3 separate regions of the Homo sapiens genome follow, and regions 1 and 3 are each linked to region 2. The links are chromatin contacts, found by Hi-C or POLR2A ChIA-PET in ENCODE. All regions are on one chromosome and are shown on one strand. The core of a region is the stretch at or near the end of the contact, and the rest is flanking DNA. Distances in the headings are between cores, read along the strand shown. Region 1 overlaps PDGFRB (platelet derived growth factor receptor beta). Region 2 holds the start of RPS14 (ribosomal protein S14). Region 3 has its middle 5.2 kb from the start of CDX1.

Region 1 (2,932 bases), core at 45-2,544, 320 kb before region 2:
GTGATCCCGGAGGGAATTGCCAAGTTCCTTGTCTGCCTTCTCTCTCTGGACTATGGGTACTAGGAGGTCCAGGCAGGGCTGAGCCCTTTGACCTTTATACTTCAATGAGAAGTTGGGTCCTCATATTTATCGAATGAAGAAGAAAGGTGAATAAATGAAGCACACTCATACAGGTGCATGTATGCATAAGGACGGGCAGCTAGATACACAAAAGCATCAAGACACTGGTAGGCATTGTTCATACGCACAGAAATTACACGTGTATGTGTACCTGCTAACAGATGTACATTGTACAGCAGGCACATGTGTACGGGAATTATGCTTGTACACTTTTCTAGAAAGGTGTGCTCCAATTATATGCTTACAGACATGCACTATGCCAGTTTGCATGCATGCAAAGGAATTGTACATGCATTGCTTGTACACATGTACAGGAATTGTGTACCCACCGGTACATGCATACAGACATACACTGTGGGGTTTAAACAGATGTCTGGGAATTAGGCATGCTCATGTACATGGCTTACAAACACGTGGTGGGTTTACATACATGGACAGGCATAGTGCACAGGTGTATGCTTATACACATACACTCTAGCTTTACAGGAGTGACTGGAGATTGGGCATTCTTCAGTAGACGATTTACATATCTACACACAGAGGATTTGCACCTATGTTCAAGGAACAGGCATGCTCATGTACATGGCTTACGACATACATATAGTATATGTACACCACACTGAAGGATATTCATATCCATGGCTTACAGACTTGTGTTTGTACACGTGTGTACCCATATTGTGTTTGCCAGAATGTGTTCCTATGCATGTACACAACAGGGTTTCACAATGCTCCTGTTTGCCCCTGGGCATGCTAACTCCTTTGGCCTGCTGTGGGTACATGGGCACATTACCAATTAGGCAGGATTAAGGTAGGGATTGGGATCGTCAGGGGCCACTGAGGCTGGGGACTCACAGTGTGGCACCACGATGACCTCCTGCGTGTCCTGGCCCACAGCGTTGCGCAGCGTGCAGCGCACCGACAGTGGCCGATCCACGTGCTGCAGACGCAGTGTGCTCACCACCTCAAACTCCTGCTCCTCCTCCCAGTACGTCACGTTAGTCTCCAGCTGGCTCTCCTCTTCGGAACTGTTCCCCAGCAGCGTGGGCGGCAGCTCACGTGGACACCTGCCAGGAGAGCCGGTAGGGTTGGCTGCCAGCCCCTTCCCCTTGCAGACAGGGAAACTGAGGAGAAACTGGTGGAAGGAGGCAGGACGTGTCCAGTTCCTATGTCCCACTGCCTGTTTCCGAGCGGGCTCCTCCTGTGCTCCCTCTACTGGTCAGCAGGGGGTGCTCCCATCCCAGAACTGACAACGTGGATTGCAAAATCCATTCTTATTTGACCCACGGGGTCACACGGCGTATGGGGTAGAGGCAGAACCTGCACTGAATCCTGCCTCTGTCCACTGCATTAGAATCGACCTGGCCAGGAGTGCAGAACTGATCTACAGGGCGGGTGAGGTCTCTGGGGCTCAGACCCTGCACTTTGCTAGGCCAAACTGCCCAGGGGTAAAGGTAAGGAAAAGGGACCATTTAGGTCATACAGAGTAGGACCAAGGAGGTGGTGACCTGGCCTCCTAGGATGCAACTCTATGCCCGGAACAATATGCCAAGAAGAACGGGCGGGACTAGATAACCTTCACGAGCTTTTTCTAGCCAGCTGGGGACACTGGGAGACTGAGGCCCAGGTCTGCTCACCTTTTGAGGTCTCTGCAGGCAGACCAGATGATGTTCGGCTGGGGCATGCCCCGGCCACGACAGCGGACTGTCTGTTCCCCACTGTCAGGGTGGCTCTCACTTAGCTCCAGCACTCGGACAGGGACTGCATGGAGAGAGCACTGAGTTAGGAGGCGGGAGGGTCAGGACAGTTAACAGGACAGGTCCTCAGGGGAGGACCTGGCCCAGAGACTCTCTTGGGGGAGGAGGGCTGTAGACTGCAGGTGAACATTAAATACCAGGAATCAGTGTGAAAACCGATGGGTTCCCTTCTGGGTACTTCAAAGGGAACGCCTCAGCAGGGTGCTAGTCTGTCTTTAACACCTCTCTGAGACTTGCTAATCTTCCCTTTTAACAAAGGGAGGCTAGGCCTCAAGCTCAGAACCCTGGGCCACCAAGCTCATGAAGCCAGCATTTAATAGCATTGTTTGGTCTTCTCTGAGTTTATTTTAGTGGTTGCTTTATATTTATGACATGTGATGCCGATTTTCCACCTACAATAGAGAGGTTACATTTTGTCTTTCAAAATAAATTTGTTTTTAGAAAGTCAATTAACAAAACATTAAGTCATTATCATGTCATTTCTCTGCTCAAAACCCTGCCATGGCTCTTCATTTCGGTCATAGTAAAAGCCAAAGTCTGCACCAGGCCCACAAAGACCTATGCGATTTGCCCTTCTCCCAGCCCCCACTGCCCTATCCCCGTTCTGACTTCATCTCCCACCACTCTCCCCAACAGCCCTGTTCCAACCACACAAGCCTTTCAGTGATTGCTCTGGCCTTTGCACTGCCCGAGGTACCCTTTCCCCAAATATCCACTAAGCTAATGTCCTCACCTTCTTCAGGTCTTCATGCAAATGTCACTTCCTCAGCCCTGATCACTGTATCAAAAATGCAACTCACACCATCACTCTGTGCCCAGCACTCTCAACCTTCCCTACCCGGCCCCTGTTTTTCCTCTCCCGCAGTGTTAGTTACCTTCTAACCTATGTAATTTGCTGGGGTTTTCCTCCCTACTGTTAGTGTTTGTCTTCCCCTACTTGGATGCAAGCTGCACAAAGGCAGGGAGGGAAGTTCAAGAACCTTGAAGAGACAGGCATATGGTAGTTGCTCAATAAATACCTATCGAGTTAATAGTACAGTATAAGTGGAATGTGA
Region 2 (2,803 bases), core at 235-2,734:
TGATTTGACTCCCACAACTATTTAGAACTAAATCTTTGTCACCAACATCAAATATCAAAGGCACTAAAATATATCCAAAAGGCAGGCTAATGGAAAAGACCCATCTCAGAAATCTGATGGGTCCTGAGACTAAATAACTCTAACCTATTATGACCTTCATAATAATTGCAATCATACTGTCACAAGATCTAAGGGAGAGAGAAACTGACAGGAGGAAGGCGGGTGAGAATGAATGAGAAAGTGGAAGGCTAGGATAAGACTGCTTCCGGCCTAAAGCCCCAGGCCTTCTGAACCTCCTGGTGTTCAGAACAATTTAACATTTTCAGAAGACACTAACACTAATCGATATCCTGCAGATGGTGAAGATAGAGAGTGTCTCAGCCTATGGTCACAGTAAAGACAGTGGCAAAACCAAACATAGAAACAACGTGTCCTGACTCCCAGCCCAGCACTCTCTGCCTCCTGCCAAGATGCCTCTACACCACAAATAACTACCCTAGTCTGTCTCAGGTGTTCCTAGATCTCTCCTCTGCCTTCCCTATATAAACTTTAGTTAAGTGTGTGACCACAGTAAGTACTTCAAGTGTAAGTCTTGGGTGTACGAAGTTAAATGTTCCTATCTTCAAATCAGACCAATGAGCACGACCCAGTGCGTTAACTATTGTAAGGAACGCGCCACAGGAGAGAAGCCCAAAGTTCTGCCTCGAGAAGCATAGAAAGGCTCCAGCATATCTCAAATACGTAAGCATGAGTATGTTTCGGCATGATGGCCATTCAGTAAATGCCAATTTGCAGTTTCTCCGTTCCTAACATCCCCTAAAGTAACGAGCAGAGTGGTCATCAGGAGTATATAAACGCAGGGCAAGCGCACAGCAAACATTGGTGCTGGGCCCTGAGCGCCCAGAACTTGCAACGTGCCCGACTCAGCAACGGAAAGAATCGCCCAGATTTAGAAGCATCCAACATAGTGCGAGAGTTTTCCCTGCTTTCCTTCTTTGAATGATCACTACAAACCCATGGGATCGGTGCTATTGTTATTCCTATTTTGCAAACGAGGAAACAAACGAGATTAGGCGTGGGCCTGCGATCACCAAGAAAAAAGTTTGGCGAGGTAGAGGCGGGAGCCCACGTCTGTCCCGGGTTCCCTCAACTACGCTGTGCAGCTCAAACGCGGCCGTGGCCGTGGCCGTATTGCGGGGCCGAGGCCTTAAAAGGCTGGACCCGCACTCACCCTTACTTCACAAGCTCCTCCCTGAAAGCAAAACGGGCCTTCTGAGACCAGGAACGAACTCAATCCCGAGTTGGCCAGGATCCAGGTGGGCCAGCCGCGCGTCTCTTGCCCGGCACCTAGCTCGGTTCCCACGGAAAGACCCCCGTCTCTCGTCCCAAGCCCCACAGGGTCCCCTCGCCGCAGGATGCCCCCCGATTGTCGCGCCCGGGCCTCCTACCTGCACGTCGTCTCCAGACTCCACACCGGAAAGAGAGAGTGGGAGGGGGCGGAGCGACGGGGGTCACTTCCGTGTCCCGGAAGTATACCTCTGAGGTCACGGGGCGAGGTCGGGTTCCGGAAGACGCCGGCATTATTCCTCCCAAAGAGTTTAAGACTCGTCATAAGGAAAGACGGTTTATTACTTAAGGGAGAGCGAAAAGAGGTAGAGGGCTGGTTGTCGCTGCGAGCGGGTCGGCCTAAGCGACAGTACGAAGCGGCTACACCCGCGGGGTGAGGTGGGCCTGTATTCCATGATGGCGGTGGTCGTGGCTAGACAGACTTCCGCCATCCTGACTCCCGCCCTGGCAGCCTTGGAGCGGCAGCGCCCCTTGTGTGGAGCAGGGGAATAACAACAACAAAACGGCCTTAATTAAAGCTAGGGTGGCGCCGGCCTGTGGTCCCAGTTACTCAGGAGGCTGAGGATCGCTTCGTCCAAGTAGTTCGAGGCCAGCCTAGGCAACATAGTCGGGGAAAACACACCGTAATCACTTACTTTGGCATATTATATAATGGGCAAAATAAGAATAAATTATTCAATATGTATTTTCAGACCGGTCTGGGCTAAACAGTTTATATGCATTGCTTCATTTACTCCTCAAGACATTATCAAATAATTTTGATTTCCCTCTTACAGATAAAGGATGTTAACTGAGAGCACACCTTTGCAGAAGGGTTTGGAATTCTAGCTTCAAAGCCCTCGTGTTTAATAGCTACTTCCACATAGCCCTCTAATAACAATATACATGTATATATTTCGACCGAATCTTGTTCTGTAGCCAAGGCTGGAGTGCAGTGGCGCAATCTCGGCTGACCGCAACCTCTGCCTCCCAGGTTCAAGCTATTCTGCCTCAGCCTCCCAAGTAGCTGGGACTACAGGCGCGTGCCACCACGCCCGACAAATTTTTTGTGTGTGTGTATTAGTAGAGACGGGGTTTTACCGTGTTGACTAGGGTGGTCTGGATTTTCTGACCTCGTGATCCACCTGCCTCGGCCTCCCAAAGTGCTGGGATTACAGGCGTGAGCCACCGTGCCCAGCCTCTAATAACAATATTGAAGGACCTTGAAGGCTTGGGAGAATATGTCGGAGCTGTGGGGAAGGGCCAAGAAGTGTACCTCACAGAGCTAGGCAAGCGGTAGATACATTTTATCTATGTACTATATGTAATATTTATATGGAATATATATAGTATTTTTGTATTACATACTATATAAATATTATAAATATATTTTAAATATATAAATATATCCCGTGGCTCCAGCCTGGGTGACACAGCGAGACCCTGTCTCAAAAAAAAAAAAAATTTATTCTGCTAA
Region 3 (3,040 bases), core at 1-2,500, 290 kb before region 2:
GCTCCTGGCTCTGCCCCCACTCCCAGGCTCCCCAGGCAGAGTTGTGGGGTGGGGGTGGGGGGTGATGAGGAAGCAGCACACATACCCCAGGCGCTCACACAGTCATCTTAGACGTCAGGACCCTAAGATATGTCCCTTCTGCTGGCATGGACACTGAGGCCCAGAGAGTGGAGGGGACTTGTCTGAGGTTCACGGTGGGGCTGAGGGAAGCTAGAATACAGGACTCCTGATCCCCAGCTCAGTGTCCTTCCACCCATGCATGCCCTGAGCAGAGCACGTAGATCCTTGTGCCTGTGGCTGGGGAGCCAGAGAGGCACAGAGTGGGAACTGTCCCCCTACCTCCTGGACACTCAGTGTAGTGGCTTTCTGAGTGGGCAAAAGACCAGCAGGGGCCTTGGGCCACATTCCCTCCCTAGATTCTTAGGACTGTCTTACTGAGCCAGACTGTAGCCACCGAGGTCTGCCAGGGTCCCAGGAGATAAAGGCTTCAAGACACTGCCCATTCAGCCTCTCCTTGCCCCCTTGCTGGCCTCCCTCTCAGCCCCAGGACCGTGGGCAACTTGAGTGTGTCCATCTGGTACACGCAGATGGCTCATAGATCCCCAGAAGAGCAGGGCCCTCACCCTCACTGAATACACTGGCTCCTAAGGTCTGGAGAGCACCAGAACTTTTTTGAGGGCACACAGCAGGCCTAGGGTGGGGCCTCTCCATCTAACACCCAGTTATCACTAAGATAACTGTTCCTCCAACCATCCATCCATGCGATAGAAGTTAATTGAGGACCTACTATGTGCCCTGTCCTCCTGTCCTCACAGAGTTCACAAGCAAACACCGAGGAAACCACAAATTAATAATATCAAATTGTGATGAGTGTGATGAAAGAGACAAAGAGAATAATGAGCTGGGTGGATGGGAGTTCTTGTTCAGGTACAATAGGGCTTCTGTGGGGAGGAAGCAGGCCTGTGAGGCCACACACATTCAGGAGTAGGAACAGTGTTCGAGGCAGGGGGAAAAGCATCTGCAAAAGCTTGGAGGCCAGAGAGATCTTGATGGGTTCGAACAAAGAGAAAAGAATGGTTGAGGCAGAGAGCCGGCAGTGGGATGGAAGATTGGAGAGGTGGTCAGTGGCCAGGCATCAGGGCTTTGTGGGCTCGAGGGAGTCTGACTTTTATCCTGAGGGTCAGTAGGGGCCACTGCAGGATTTTAAACAGGGGACTGATGAGACCAGGTCACCCAAGTGCACTGTGGAGGATGGACGAAAGGGGGCAGGAGGGAGGCATGGGACGAGTGTGGAGGCTGCAGTGGCCGATCATGGACTGAACACTGCACACACACACACCCGTACTCCGTGCTGCCCCCAACTCTTTATCCACCTGAGAGGCTGCAGGAATGCATCTCAACAGGGAGTTTGGGCTTCTGTGTCCCAGCCTGTGCCTGGCCACTTGACTCACAGTATGGCCTTTTTCCTTCCCTGGCCTCTGTACCCTCCTCAGCACGGTGGGTCAGACACAGTGCTTCTCTGATAAGGACATCTATGCCCTGGGCCTCTGGTTCTAGCATCCCCTCTACTACCTAAGTGTCTGTGTCCTGGGGACTGCCACCCTTCCCTACCCCTCTGTTTCCCTAGGATAATCAGTGGCATCCGGGCATTACTGAGACAAGGCAACAGTACGGCGAGTCCTCCAGCAGTACCCAGGAGTGCCAGCAGGTGGCGGCCCCAGCCCCTGGAGGGGTAGGAGGAGAAGAAAGGTGTTGGGAGGAGAGAGGCCTCTGGAAGGCAAAGATGCCTCACAGGAGTCCCCCGCATCTGTCCCTACCTGGAGGTGGGCAGGGCAGGAATTAAGATCCCCGATTCTGAGGTGGAAGCAGGGACTCAGAGAGGGGAGTTAATGTGTCCAAGGTCACAGAGCGAGACTAAGGCTTGGCTGGGATGGGCCCCCCATCCAAAGCCCTTGGACTACAGTCCAGAGAGAGCTTCAAGAGGCTGGCAGTGCAGTGCAGTGGGCCTAACACTGGCCCTGGTGCCCACCAGCTTCTCTTAGGCAAACTATTTGCAACAGAAAGCTGAGCCCAGAAACTTTTCTCTTCTAGGGCCATAAACCTGATTGAAAAACCAAGTTATCACTAAGATCTTTATGAGGCCATCAGCTCTGTGCCCCACCCCAGGAGGCCCTGGCTGGGTGTGTGAGAGCAGCCTGGAGGGAGGGCTTCCAGGGGGAAGAGGGGCCTACCCAGGAGCCAGAGGAAGGAGGGGTCCAATAAACAGCCACTCCTAGGGGCAGGCGATATCAGAGAGGAAGAGGCTGCCCACAGGACAGGGTAGACAGGGCCTTCTCCACGCACAGAGCCATGCTGGACTGCTATCCCAGTCCCAGAGAGCACAGGGGGAGACTGAGGCCCAGGGGCTCAGGGTCACAAGGCGAGTCAGAAGCCAAGGTGGGAAGACCTGCAATTTCAGACTCCCAGCCTGGGTCATTTAAACAAGGTTACAGTGTCCTGGTTGGGGGGAAACTGGGGATGCCACATCGGGGCTGGCTCAGGACTTCTACAGGGGGTCCACCTAGGGTTGAGGGCAAAGGGAGAGCAGAGGCTTTTTTGCATGAAGAAATCAGAGGAGGAAGAGGAACCAGCTATTTGTTTAAGCAAAATCCCAACTAACAAACTAGGGGGCAGGGAGGCACACACAGCTCGCTATCCTGGCAGCGGGGGCCAGATGTAGAAGAAAGAGAAACTTTGGCCCGGCACGGTGGCTCACGCCTGTAATCCCAGCACTTTGGGAGGCCAAGGCGGGTGGATCACCTGAGGTCAGGAGTTCGAGACCAGCCTGACCAACATGGAGAAACCCCATCTCTACTAAAAATACAAAATTAGCCGGGCGTGGTGGCGGGCACCTGTAATCCCACCTACTCAGGAGGCTGAGGCAGGACAATCGCTTGAACCCGGGAAGCGGAGGCTGCAGTGAGCCGAGATTGCTCCACTGCACTCCAGCCTGGGCAACAATAGCAAAACTCTGTCTCAAAAAAAAAAAAAAAGAAAGATA

The links. Hi-C counts contacts between places; a loop is a spot of excess contacts on that map. ChIA-PET counts read pairs that join two places held with the same protein, here RNA polymerase II (POLR2A). Pooled maps may share reads with other maps.
Region 1: a map of ovary shows a loop between it and region 2 (2.5-fold over the local background). The contact joins the enhancer-like site here to the promoter of RPS14 in region 2. A Hi-C loop is called at or near these places in 37 of 168 maps with a recorded cell type or tissue (A673, CD4-positive, alpha-beta T cell, CD8-positive, alpha-beta T cell and 25 more), 20 of 37 single-sample maps with no recorded cell type and 40 of 50 pooled maps. POLR2A ChIA-PET finds 5 or more read pairs at or near these places in 1 of 52 experiments (GM12878).
Region 3: a map of dorsolateral prefrontal cortex shows a loop between it and region 2 (2.2-fold over the local background). The contact joins the enhancer-like site here to the promoter of RPS14 in region 2. A Hi-C loop is called at or near these places in 1 of 168 maps with a recorded cell type or tissue (dorsolateral prefrontal cortex), 1 of 37 single-sample maps with no recorded cell type and 3 of 50 pooled maps. POLR2A ChIA-PET finds 5 or more read pairs at or near these places in 3 of 52 experiments (A673, Caco-2 and activated naive CD8-positive, alpha-beta T cell).

What each region holds. Positions count from the first base shown.
Region 1 is chr5:150,128,782-150,131,713 of GRCh38, forward strand. It overlaps PDGFRB (platelet derived growth factor receptor beta), which reads right to left. Exons shown (of 23, transcript NM_002609.4): 9 at 1,758-1,881; 10 at 976-1,187. Among named protein-coding and RNA genes, the nearest start is that of PDGFRB, 26 kb to the right of the region's middle. RefSeq lists an enhancer at 1,147-1,757. Within about 2 kb of position 1,295, at least 9 of the 41 ENCODE cell types and tissues checked have a DNase peak (open chromatin) inside an H3K27ac peak, as active enhancers do; they include heart right ventricle, where a contact is called at or near this core.
Region 2 is chr5:150,448,255-150,451,057 of GRCh38, forward strand. It overlaps RPS14 (ribosomal protein S14), which reads right to left and starts at 1,485. Exons shown (of 5, transcript NM_005617.4): 1 at 1,449-1,485. RefSeq lists enhancers at 1,002-1,940, 1,554-1,873.
Region 3 is chr5:150,160,090-150,163,129 of GRCh38, forward strand. No RefSeq gene overlaps it. Among named protein-coding and RNA genes, the nearest start is that of CDX1, 5.2 kb to the right of the region's middle. RefSeq lists enhancers at 1-50, 837-1,746. Within about 2 kb of position 1,251, at least 18 of the 41 ENCODE cell types and tissues checked have a DNase peak (open chromatin) inside an H3K27ac peak, as active enhancers do; they include dorsolateral prefrontal cortex, where a contact is called at or near this core.